4 separate regions of the Homo sapiens genome follow, and regions 1, 3 and 4 are each linked to region 2. The links are chromatin contacts, found by Hi-C in ENCODE. All regions are on one chromosome and are shown on one strand. The core of a region is the stretch at or near the end of the contact, and the rest is flanking DNA. Distances in the headings are between cores, read along the strand shown.

Region 1 (2,700 bases), core at 198-2,697, 8.1 Mb after region 2:
TCCTCCCCGACCCGGCCCTCAGCCCAACCCTGAGTCATCCTGATGCTCACTCAGGATTGGAGGTCCTGGAAGTCCACAGTATGGGTGGGAGAAGAGGAGGAGCCGCTCACTCATGCAGAGGGAAGGAGAGAAGAGTGAAGTAATGAATGCATGCATTCATTCAGCAGCTGTTTAGGAGAGCCTTTCCCGTGTCCATCACTCTCCTGGGTGCTGCGACTATGGTAGAGAACAACACAAATTTAAATAAAAAGTCCCTGTTATGATGGAGGTGATGGGACTTGATCTCTTTGCATAGCATCCAGATTATTGGAGAAGTGAGGGAGGAAAAGGATATTCTAATCTCATTGTGAAATTGAGGAAACCAAAGCCTTTCTACTTACAAAGTGGCAGCCCCAAGATGCAAACACAAGTCTCTCAATTCCGCTATGTGCTGGTGCCCACACACATAGGGACCCTCCCCTTAGCTAGGTTGCTATGAGAGAGGCCACAGAGCCCTAGCAAGGAAATTGCACAAAGGCCAGCACCAAAGGTTGTTGTGATCATAAATTTGGTCCTTCCAGTAGTTTCTGGGGAGACAAGGGTCACAAATGCATCTATCTTTTGGTCAGCCGTTTTAGTATCAGCTTCCAGGTCTATTGGATAGAGATATTCATCTACACGAATAAATAACTCCTTGAAATAATTCAAGGCTTTTCAGAAACCACAATCAAATTTGTAAAATAAGGCAAAGCAAAGCAAAACACAACAAAACACTTACGTAACCATTGTTTGTGATGCAAAGCTGTAATTAAGAACCAGAATTTAACAAATATACATGAAAAAAAGCATAGAGTTGATCAGCATATTATTTTCAGGGCAAATCATAATAGTAAACTTGCATATTTCAGGGAATTTTTGTTTATACATTTTCCCCAGACCAAGCCTGAAATTCCTGTATTAAAAAAAATCACCGCCAGGCGTGGTGGCTCACACCTGTAATCCCGGCACTTTGGGAGGCCGAGATGGGCAAATCATCTGAGGTTGGGAGTTCGAGACCAGCCTGACCAACCTGGAGAAACCCAGTCTCTAGTAAAAATACAAAATTAGCTGGGCATGGTGGCGCATGCCTGTAATCCCAGCTATTCAGGACACTGAGTCAGGAGAATTGCTTGAACCCGTGAGGCAGAGGTTGCGATGAGCTGAGATGGCGCCATTGTACTCCAGCCTGGGCAACAAGAGCGAAACTCTGTTTCAAAAAAAAAAAATCACCCTATCAGTTAACTAGAGGAATAAAGCATAACATAAATGGGTACTTTTCCAGCAATTTCATTTTTTTTTAGATTTAATATTAGTTACAGGAAAGAATACACTGTCAAGGAAATCCATCAACAGCTTGGTTTTCAGAGGGAAACTCAGATACACACTTATCTATCCAAGGTTACCAGGTACCCATGGTTACTTCAGTTCAAAAAGAAACAAAACAAACCCCAAGTGCTTGAAGTGGTAACAACGGTTAGTTTTATTTCACAGCTGGTAACGTAGGTAGAAGGCACAAAAACAAGGCTGTGCAGGGGGCGGTTACTTCCTTTTCAGTGGATGGGCAAGTCATGGACTTTCGCAGTCTGAAAGCTGCTGCCGCCCCCCCCAGAGCTTGACCTCCACTCCAACGCAGCATCCCAGGGTCACAACCTGGAACTTGTCATCATCTACACCGTGTTTTGGAGCCCACATCTTAAACTCCCTGTCCCTTCAGCTCTTCCTCCTCTTCTTGGCAATATTCTCTCCAGCACCTTCAGCACAAGCCCCCGTCTCCAGCTTCGTCATGCCCCCCTCATGCATCATCTCCCCTCCATCCGTGCTCGGTGAAGCCGTTCTCCATCCACCTCTTCTGCCTCTCTCATTTTACTCCACTGCTGTTCCTTGCCTTTAGTTACCCTTTCCTGTCTTAGTCCATTTTCTGTTGCTTGTAACAGAATACCTGAAACTGGGTAATATGTAAAGAAAGGAAAAGTATTTTTTACACTTAGGGAGTCTGAGAAGTCCAAGATTGATGGGTCATAGCTGGTGGGGACTGAGGTGGCACAGGGTGTCACATGGTGAGAGTCTGAGTGTCCTGACTCAGGTCTCTTTTCCTTTTTTTTTGTTTTTTTAGATGGAGTCTCGCTCTATCGCCAGGCTGGAGTGCAGTGGTGCAATCTCGGCTCACTGCAACCTCCGCCTCCTGGGTTCAAGAGATTCCCCTGCCTCAGCCTCCCAAGTAGCTGGGACTATAGGCGCCCGCCACCATGCCTGGCTAATTTTTTTTTCCATTTTAGTAGAGAAGGGGTTTCACCATGTTGGCCAGGAAGATCTCGATCTCCTGACCTCATGATCTGCCCACCTCAGCCTCCCAAAGTGCTGGGATTACAGGTGTGAGCCACTGCCCCCGGCCTTTTCCTCTTCTTGTAAAGCCAGCAGCTCCATTCCAATGATAATTTACTAATCTGTCAACCTATTAATCCATGAATGGATTAATCCACTGATGAGGGCAGAGTCCTCATGACCCAGTTACCTCTTAAAGGCCCCTCCTCTCAACTCTGCCACATTGGGGATCAAATTTCAACATGGGGTTCAGACAGGACAGACATTCGAATCATAGCACTTCTCTTCCTTTACTTCTCCACCAATCGTGAAGATATACGGAGAGATCAAGACCCATCATCTCCACAGGAATGGGGATTT
Region 2 (2,774 bases), core at 262-2,761:
TTTCTCCACTACTTTCTTTGCTCCCCACAGATTTAAGTAAGTTCTAAGAAGTCCCTACAGATGGGAGTAACTGAAGTGCTTCCTTTGCACGTTTTTGAGATTTGGAGAATTTAAGAGGTTCTAAGACCTATGTAAAATTTCAACTCAATTACATATTTTTTGGTTCATTATCTATCCACCAATTCTTCCTTCCATTTAAACCATTAGATCTGAAAAAGTCCTTAGAAACTGCCTAATAGTGGTAGATATTTCGTTTCACTGATCAAAAACCTGAGGCTCAAAAGCAAATGTAAATTTATATTTCATAAAAATCTTGGGGGAAAAGTCCTATCCTATCCCATTAGAGAGGGAGTAGTGCAGTTAGAAATACAACACCGAACTCCTGAAACCAAACATCAAGTATCCTTAAACAAGATAATAGAATTGTGATTTTTTTCTTTTCAACATGAAACTTCATACTATGCTGTATATCACATATAATTAAATTACACAATAATCACATACCGTATTAATAAGAGGTTAAGTGTAATATAATAAAATGGTCATCTCACAGCGCCAGACTGCCCTCTCTGTAAAACTGTGAGATGCTGAATACCTAGATATTTCGACCTTTTCTCTAACAAGTTATCCTCCAAGGCTACTTCATCGAGGCAAAAATACATTTTATTTATTATTAAAAATTCCAGTATATGTATGCTTAATTAATACTGAGTATTCCCCATTCTTGTTTCAAGTGATAGTCTTTGCTTATCCACATACCTAGGAGGCTGGGGAGGCTCCTTCAAGTCACTGGGTATGAGGTTATAAATGCACTCAGAAGAGCACGTTGGATCCATGGCCACCAAATGACTCCTTAAAAGCTACTCTCCACAACTTTTTTCTCCCTGTCCCAGTATCTCCGTCCCTTTCTTCACTGCTTCCCCTTTCTTTCTTCTTCGCCTTCTGAAGGACCACAGGTTCTCTCCTTCACATCGTCCCCCTTTAACCCCCTCTTAGCAGTCCTCTCTCGGGAAGAAAACACCCTATTTCTCTCCGGATTGCTAAGCGTCGTTGACTGTGCGGTTGCCGTGGAAACCGTTACTAGGCAACGAGGAAGTGGCAGGCAGCACCGCAAACTAGGTCTCCCCTCTTCCCTCTTTCTGCAGCGCCTTCTGCTAGAGAAGCTCATTTGGAAGCCACTGTTTTTACGTGCCTTTGAAAGTTAACGGGGTGAAAATGATGTCCCCTTAAAAACTGTGCTCTTTTCTATTTCTGTGTATCTGGGGAAAAAAGAAAAATCCTAGTAGAGACGGCAAAGCGCAGCTGGTGCGCAGGCGTCACCCAATAAGGTTTTTGTGAGCAGGCCCCAATCGCGGTGTGGGCGGAGCGAGCGGCTGAGACCACGAGGACGCAAGGCCAGCGCCGCCAGGGAGACGAGGGAGGGGAGGAGCCTGAGGAGATCGGAGTGCTCGGATAGGCTACAGTGAGAAAGGAGAGTCACGTGCCCTGCGCGAGGCCGCTCGGGGAAGGGCGTGGAGCGGAGGCACGCTGGCCGCCGCAGGCACAGGCGCAGAGTCCACTGCGCGGGGGCGGGACCGGGGAGCTAGCTGCAGGTACGGTGCTCCGTCTCCTGTGGAGGCTTTAGCGGCTCGTGGACACTGCTCCCCCATTTCCTTTCATTTCCCCCGTCTTCTCAGTGAGATTTCCTTGGTGAGTTATTGGAGGAGAAAGGAAGGAAAACTAGAAGCCAGCCCGCTCCCATCGCATGCCTTTCCCCGTACCGTCCCTTCCCCTTTCCGCTACTCGCTGGTCATCTCAACTCTGCGCGCATTTTTCCTGCTGCTTCTGGTCGAGGCTCCTCGGAACGCCGCGCAGCCCTGCCCGCCACGTGTGTGAGTGCGCGCACGGGGCCCGCGGCCTCCTCCGCCTGCTGCGCTCGCCCTCCCGCCCCTGCTCCCGGGACCGCCCCTTGGGCGGTCCTCCGGGTCGGCTCTGCGCCTGCTCTTCCCCGGGTCGGGACTCTTCCTCTAGGTCGTTCTCCAGGAACCAGTGGACCTGCTCTTTGTAAATGAGCAGCCTAAACTAAGAGGAGAAGCCTTTTAAGTGGGCCTTTACGTTTTTGTCCAGTTTTTGGTGTCCCTTGTTGGAAAATTGTCTTCTGAGAAGCGGTTTTATTCCTTTTTGTTCCACCTGGTCACCCGTAAATCTATGCACATGGGCCTGCCGTAGGAAAGTCATTTAGACGCTTTTACCCGAGTGTTTAAAAGACATTTTGGTAATAGGATTTGGGGAGGAAGATGGATGCCTCTGAACCACCGGTACAGAGGCCACTCTGCCCGAAGGAAATAAAGCTTCCCGGAGAGGAGAGAAAACACACTTGAGTCTGGGTTTCTCACTGCCTGGTTGGCTGGCGGAGTGATTAAAACAACACAATGGCCTGGTGAACCTTTTAGTTCCTGTATAAAAAGGCTTTACTGAATGTGTAGGTCCTTACTTTGGGCTCTTACTGAATTTCACTACATAAGAATACGTTAAGTTTTTCTTTTTTTTTTTTTTGTATACAGTTGATTTTAATTTTTGTCCCAGACGCTTAGGGAAAATTCTCCAGATTTCTTCACATCAGATTGTCTTCCAAAACATTTTAGATAGATGGATCTGTAGATCTATATTTAGATCTAGATCCAAATCTATATCACTTTGCCCCTTTCTTTTCGCCCTTGAGTATTTTATGTTTGGGATTTCTGTTTAGCAAGTATAGAGAAAAAATTTGGCGGGAAACCTCCTGTATGTACGAA
Region 3 (2,700 bases), core at 200-2,699, 6.3 Mb after region 2:
TTTTAACCTAATAAAAAAATCCTGCCATAGAAGTGACAAAAATTATAAGCATAAATTTATTGAGCACCTACTATGTGTCATTGTGCTAGGTGATGTACTACGTTATTTCCAATACTCCGGTCACGTTTCAGTTTTCTCAATTTCTCTATCAATAACTGCTACATTGTTAATTTATAACTATATTACTTGAAATACAGCTCAGCTTATTTATTCCATAAAGTTGGTCCCAAAGACGTTTCCTTATTCGAAGGAGGTGGGAAGCAGGAAGGAAACCTAAATCTAAATTCTACTTAATACTGAAGACGACTTTCTTGATATTTGTGGTTATCTGTATGGTCTTTTCAGAAATCCCAAAACTTGTACCAAGTCAAGGATAAAATAAGATAAAATCAGCAATCTATCAGGTTCAGAGATCACATCTGTCAGCCGATGCTTCTTGCCTTAAGGTCCTGCACGGCGATGACCGCTCATTTAGGAAGGAATTCATGGCCTGTGGATACCTTAGCTCTGAGTCCTGCCACCTAGGATCCCACGGTTCTACGCGAGGAAGAGGGCGGGGAGCGCGGACCGGGTGTGGGAGGCCGAGGTGACAGCAGGTGAGGGCCGGGTGCGGATGGGGAAGTGAGACAAGCACCGTGTGGGTATTACTCATTCCGCTCTACTAAGGAGGCTGCTGGCAAGCGGAACTTCTAGCCTCTCTTTCAATCCAGCTGAAGTTCAATCTCATTGAAGTCACTTCCCATCCCGGTTCGCTTGGGGGGAAACCAGGCGTCCCTGGAAGGGAAGGGAAGGGAGTCCGGGCTGCGCGGGTCAGGTAGCCTCTCTCCGGTCGCCGCGTGTCCTCGCCGTCCCCAAACCTGCCCTTCCCCTCATCAAGGGAACTCCCCGGGGAGTCCAGACCGCGATCCCTTTCCTTGGCCCCGGGGTGCGGGGGGCGGACACGCGAGGCGTGGGACTGATGGTAGCCCTGCCTCCAGGAAGCAGGCAGGCGGGGACCTCTGGGCGCTCGGAGGGGCAGCTCCGAGGGCACAGGGTACAGGGAGAATCAGCCAGATCCCTCCCTGCCCCGGGCAGCCGCGGCGGGTGTGGCCAGCGCGGAGGCAGGACGCCGCCGAGCCTCCAACTTTACCTTTCCAACTCCGACAGCCCGTCGCCTTTCTGACCGCGTCCCTACGGTTTCCCGGCATCCGCCTCCCTCTCCCCACCACACCTGAGGAAAACTTTTCCCTCGCCCCTCAATTCAAATTCAGCAGTGCCCACGGTTGCCGCAAACCGCCCGGTCCCTAGCAACAAGGTTCCGGCCGTAGAGCGAGAGCCTCTAGGTGTAAGGAAGGTGATGTCGTAAAGCCGGGAGTGTCGTAAACCAGGTGCGGTGGGGAGGGGGGAGGGGTGGAGGCGGAGGGGTGGGGGGGAAGGGGGAGGGAGGGGGAGGAGGTGACTCGAGCATTTAGACACAAGCGAGAGGATCATGGCGGATGGCCCCAGGTGTAAGCGCAGAAAGCAGGCGAACCCGCGGCGCAATAACGGTGAGTGGCGGAGGGGACCGGGGAGCGGCGGAGTCAGGGGGAGCTGGGCAGCCGGGGCGCCCCCGGGGGTGAGGGGGGCGAGCCGGGCTGGGGGCAGCCGGGGCAGGGACGGCAAAGTGGAGTGGGAAAGTAGAAAGTAGTGCTCTCTGCCCCCCTCCGCTGCCGCCGCTGCCGGAGCCGCGCCGCGGCCGCTCGCTCTCCCTGAACCGTTATGTCTCTTACCTGGTCTCTCTCCGCCTAGCGGCTCCCGCCGCCCCTGCCGCCTCCCTGGACCGTTAGCCGGCGCCGACGCCGCCGCATCCCCGGCGCAGGGCGGGCGGCCGGGACGCACTGGCCACTTTTCTGGTCCCGGGTGGAGCGGCTGTTGCTTCTTTCCGCACTTTTCCCCACTCTTGTGCCCTTCGGCGCCTCCCTCTCCCCCTCCTCCTGGCCCCCTCAGCGCGATTCTCCCTCAGCGCCCAGGCCCCCGGGAGCCGCGGAACAAACTTGTGCCCGGCGCTGACCGTGCAAAGTGGCTTCCGCGCGCCGCGGCCCCGGCCGGCGCCGTCGCTGTCGCTCGGGCCCCGCGACTCGGGCCGGGCTGTGGGCGCGCGGCAGGCGGGCTGCGGCGGCGGCGGGACGGGGCGGCCGCGGGTTGCGTGGGGTTTGTGCGCGCGTGTGCGCGGGCGCCGGCTGTGCGCGCCGCGGGCGGACAGGGTTCGGCCGGCGGCGGTAAAGTTGGGACCCGCGGGCCGGGCGCGCTCGCGTAACGGGGATTAGAGGCGCGGGGGCGCGGGTCCCTAAGCGCCCCTCCTCCCTGGCGCCTCCCGCTGCCCGGCCCAGAGCCCCGGCCTGGGGACTCCGCGGCGAGCCCCGCGAGTGGGGTCCACGTTTGGCGGGGCGCGGCGGGGCGGCGCGGGGAACAAGGCAGGAAAGGTACCCACTTAACGCCGCCGGGAGCCGCGCGGATGGGGGCGAGCTGGGCGGCGGGTGTGTTTGCGGAGTTGTTACCTGGGCTTAGAGACCGGGAAGCACCACAGACAGATCCCCCTCCCGGGGCAGACGAGGTCTCTGCGCCGGGATGGGCCGGTGTGCGTGCGCCTCGCGCTTTTCTCTTTCGGTTTTTGGGGAAGTTGTTACCTGGGCCGGACGCACGGAGCGCTGAAGCCGGATAATGGGGCTTGGATGGCGCTCT
Region 4 (2,704 bases), core at 12-2,511, 7.8 Mb before region 2:
AACAAGTACTAAAAACTTAATGATCATTAACCTAGTCTAGAATTGAAACTCAATAAATCTGCTCAAAAAACTTATACGCTAAACCCATTAAATATTGTCTGTATCTTACAGTTACTCTTGTTACTCTTGGTCCTAAATAAGGAAGCAGGGAAGTTTCAGTTCGGTGGTTGTCTTAGTAATTTAAGAATAAACATGCACCTTCAAAGCCTGTTTGTCATTCTGTATCCCCAGCTCCTAGCACAAAATCTGGCACAGAATAGGAGCTCAATAAATAATTTTGAGTGAATATCACCAAAAGTAAAACTTTCAGTTCCAACTCAGCATGAAAGAAATCAAAAACCTCAAAATCAAAGACGTGCATAAAAGTAATAGTTTGCTTGATAATATCTCGTGATGTCGTTTTAAAGTAATAGTGATAATAATGTATAATATTTGGAGTGGTTACAATGTATCAGGCACTAACAAGCACTTGACAGACTTTAATCCTTATAATAATCATTCTCTTTTAAAACCAGGAAACAGGTTCATCACTGTTCACGAAGTAGCCCAACGTCACACTGCCACCAAGCTGGAACTCAGTTCTCTGGCATCTAAACGCAGAACTACAGAAGACACGTTTCTTTCCAACGATCAGACGTCCAAGTTCTTCAAGCTTCCTCTACCATCCTATTTAGCATTCGCAAACTTCTACCTTGAATTGTAGCTATTATCCCTTCCAAGATCCATCTCTCACCAGGGGAGCCCCTGACACTCCCTCCCTCCCCAGCTGGGAAGCCCCCCAGGATGAAGGACCGAGTCTCCATGCTTCTCGGTGGCTGCACACTTAGAATGGGGGCTTGGCACCAGGCGAGGGTCTCGCCCCTTTGATACCCTTTGAGGTTGATTTACTGCCTTGCGAATCCCGACTCCCAACTGGGCCCTTTGAGGCGCCATGTGCGGCCCCTCGAGCCAGACTCGGCGCCAGGAGAAGGGAGTCAGCGTCTGGAGGGGTGGACACGGCGGCGCGCAGGAGCTGTTTCCAGGACAACCGAGGGCCGCCCCACAGTGTCCGCCCCACAGTGTCCGCCCCTTGCGTCTCGCCGCTCCGCCCCTTCCCGGCGCGGGTGCTCCAACCAGCCCCCGTGAGCGAATAGAGAGAGGGGTGCTAGATGGACTCTCACCTCTCAGCGCGTGGTGCATGCCGCCCACGCCGCTGTATAGCTCCAGCACCCGCAGGGGCTCCATCCCCGCGCCTCAGCCGCCGCAGCCCCGGAGCTAGGCCTGCCGGTCCGTCGCTCCTCCTCCCTCCATCGCGCCGCTCCCTCAGCCTCTGGTTCCGCGGCGTTTCAGTTCCCCCGTCTCCTACCGCTCCAGGCTCAGGGCTTCAGAGGGCCTCGCGGCCTGGGGATTGGCAAGGGTCTAGAGGGGAACAAAGGACGGAAAACAATAAGGCTTCCCGAATGAATGGCAGCCACTCTGTAGCCTGATTTACGCTCCATTTCCTTCTTTGGTGTCAGGGGCCTTGATTGGAAAAGAAATCCAGAGTTCAGTAAAGGGGAGAAAACTGCCTTGGTTTCCAAGTGAATTAACACTGGTTAGAAGCCAGAAAAAAATCATTTTTCAGACAAGCTGCTTTTCTGTCACTTAGAAGCCTGAACATTCAAACATTCTTTCCACAGTGTGCCTTGTTTCCTGCCTGCCCTGGGTCAATAGAGAGAAATTAGACCAGCCTCTCCCCTAGAGAAGATTCCAGAATTATAAGTAAGGACACAAGTCCACTCGCAGCAGAGAAAGCCCTGTGTGCGTGCTGATAATACAGAGGATGTTTGTTGTGTCTATTAGTGGGGTTAATTATGTTTTAGCTTGGAAATTACACCTACATAGAATACACAGTGAATATCATGTAGGATTATTTATGGGTCTTTAAGTGCTATGGCCTTGATTCCTCAGGATGATCCAGTAACCAACTGTTAGAGGCTCATGTTGACGAAAAAAGCCAAACTCCGTAAAATGTTTGAAGAGGTTTATTCTGAGCACAAGGTGAGGACCGTGACCCATGACACAACCCCACAGGGTCCTGACAACATGTACCCAAGGTGGTTGGGCTACAGCTTGGGATTATATGGTTTTAGGGAGACATAAGGACATTAACTGGTATATGGAAGGTGTACTTAGTTTGGTCCATAAAGATGGGACAACTCAAAAAGGGGAAGGATTCCAGGTTACAGGTGGATTCAAAGATTTTCTGATTGGCAGTTGGTTGAAAGAGTTAAGTTGTGACCTAAAGACCTGGAATCAATAGAAAGGAATGTGTCTGGGTTAAGATAAGGTGGAGACCAAGGTTCTTATTATGTAGACGAAGTCTCATACGTAACAGGCTTCAGAGAGAATAATTGGCAAATGTCTCTTATCATGTGTAAAAAGATGCCAGACTCTTAGTTAAATATCTCTTGGATCAGGAAAAGACCTGGAAAGGGAAAGGGAGTCTCTATAGAATGTAGATTTTCCCCACAAGAGATGGCTGTGTAGGGCCATTTCAAAAAGTGTCAAAGAAATTTATTTTAGGGTAAAATGCTTTGATTTAGGGCCTGCTATCTTTCATGTGATGCTATACTAGAGTCATGTTGGAATTTTGGTATCTTATTGCTAAGAAGAGTCTGTTATGTCGGTATGAAGATCTCTTGTTTTAATAATAATACTGGTCAGTTGTGCCTGAACTCCAAAG

Evidence for each region. Hi-C counts contacts between places; a loop is a spot of excess contacts on that map. Pooled maps may share reads with other maps.
Region 1: a map of CD8-positive, alpha-beta T cell shows a loop between it and region 2 (19-fold over the local background). The contact joins the enhancer-like site here to the promoter of THNSL1 in region 2. A Hi-C loop is called at or near these places in 2 of 168 maps with a recorded cell type or tissue (CD8-positive, alpha-beta T cell and naive thymus-derived CD4-positive, alpha-beta T cell) and 6 of 50 pooled maps.
Region 3: a loop to region 2 is called in a map of CD8-positive, alpha-beta T cell, with 15 times the contacts of the local background. The contact joins the promoter of ZEB1 here to the promoter of THNSL1 in region 2. A Hi-C loop is called at or near these places in 2 of 168 maps with a recorded cell type or tissue (CD8-positive, alpha-beta T cell and naive thymus-derived CD4-positive, alpha-beta T cell) and 6 of 50 pooled maps.
Region 4: a loop to region 2 is called in a pooled map, with 6 times the contacts of the local background. The contact joins the promoter of TRDMT1 here to the promoter of THNSL1 in region 2. A Hi-C loop is called at or near these places in 2 of 50 pooled maps.

What each region holds. Positions count from the first base shown.
Region 1 is chr10:33,137,789-33,140,488 of GRCh38, forward strand. No RefSeq gene overlaps it. Among named protein-coding and RNA genes, the nearest start is that of IATPR, 22 kb to the left of the region's middle. Within about 2 kb of position 1,448, at least 4 of the 41 ENCODE cell types and tissues checked have a DNase peak (open chromatin) inside an H3K27ac peak, as active enhancers do; they include CD8-positive, alpha-beta T cell, where a contact is called at or near this core.
Region 2 is chr10:25,015,101-25,017,874 of GRCh38, forward strand. THNSL1 (threonine synthase like 1) reads left to right here and starts at 1,512. Exons shown (of 3, transcript NM_024838.5): 1 at 1,512-1,592. ENKUR (enkurin, TRPC channel interacting protein) reads right to left here and starts at 1,058. Exons shown (of 6, transcript NM_145010.4): 1 at 760-1,058. The coding sequence starts at 836. RefSeq lists silencers at 1,064-1,113, 1,444-1,643, 1,824-1,903 and enhancers at 1,187-1,949, 1,260-1,554, 2,154-2,233.
Region 3 is chr10:31,317,767-31,320,466 of GRCh38, forward strand. It overlaps ZEB1 (zinc finger E-box binding homeobox 1), which reads left to right and starts at 1,450. Exons shown (of 9, transcript NM_001174096.2): 1 at 1,450-1,526. The coding sequence starts at 1,469. It overlaps ZEB1-AS1 (ZEB1 antisense RNA 1), which reads right to left and starts at 1,329. Exons shown (of 3, transcript NR_148979.1): 1 at 1,130-1,329. RefSeq lists silencers at 645-704, 1,445-1,894, 1,935-2,024.
Region 4 is chr10:17,200,411-17,203,114 of GRCh38, forward strand. TRDMT1 (tRNA aspartic acid methyltransferase 1) reads right to left here and starts at 1,262. Exons shown (of 11, transcript NM_004412.7): 1 at 1,161-1,262. The coding sequence starts at 1,224. RefSeq lists a silencer at 900-959.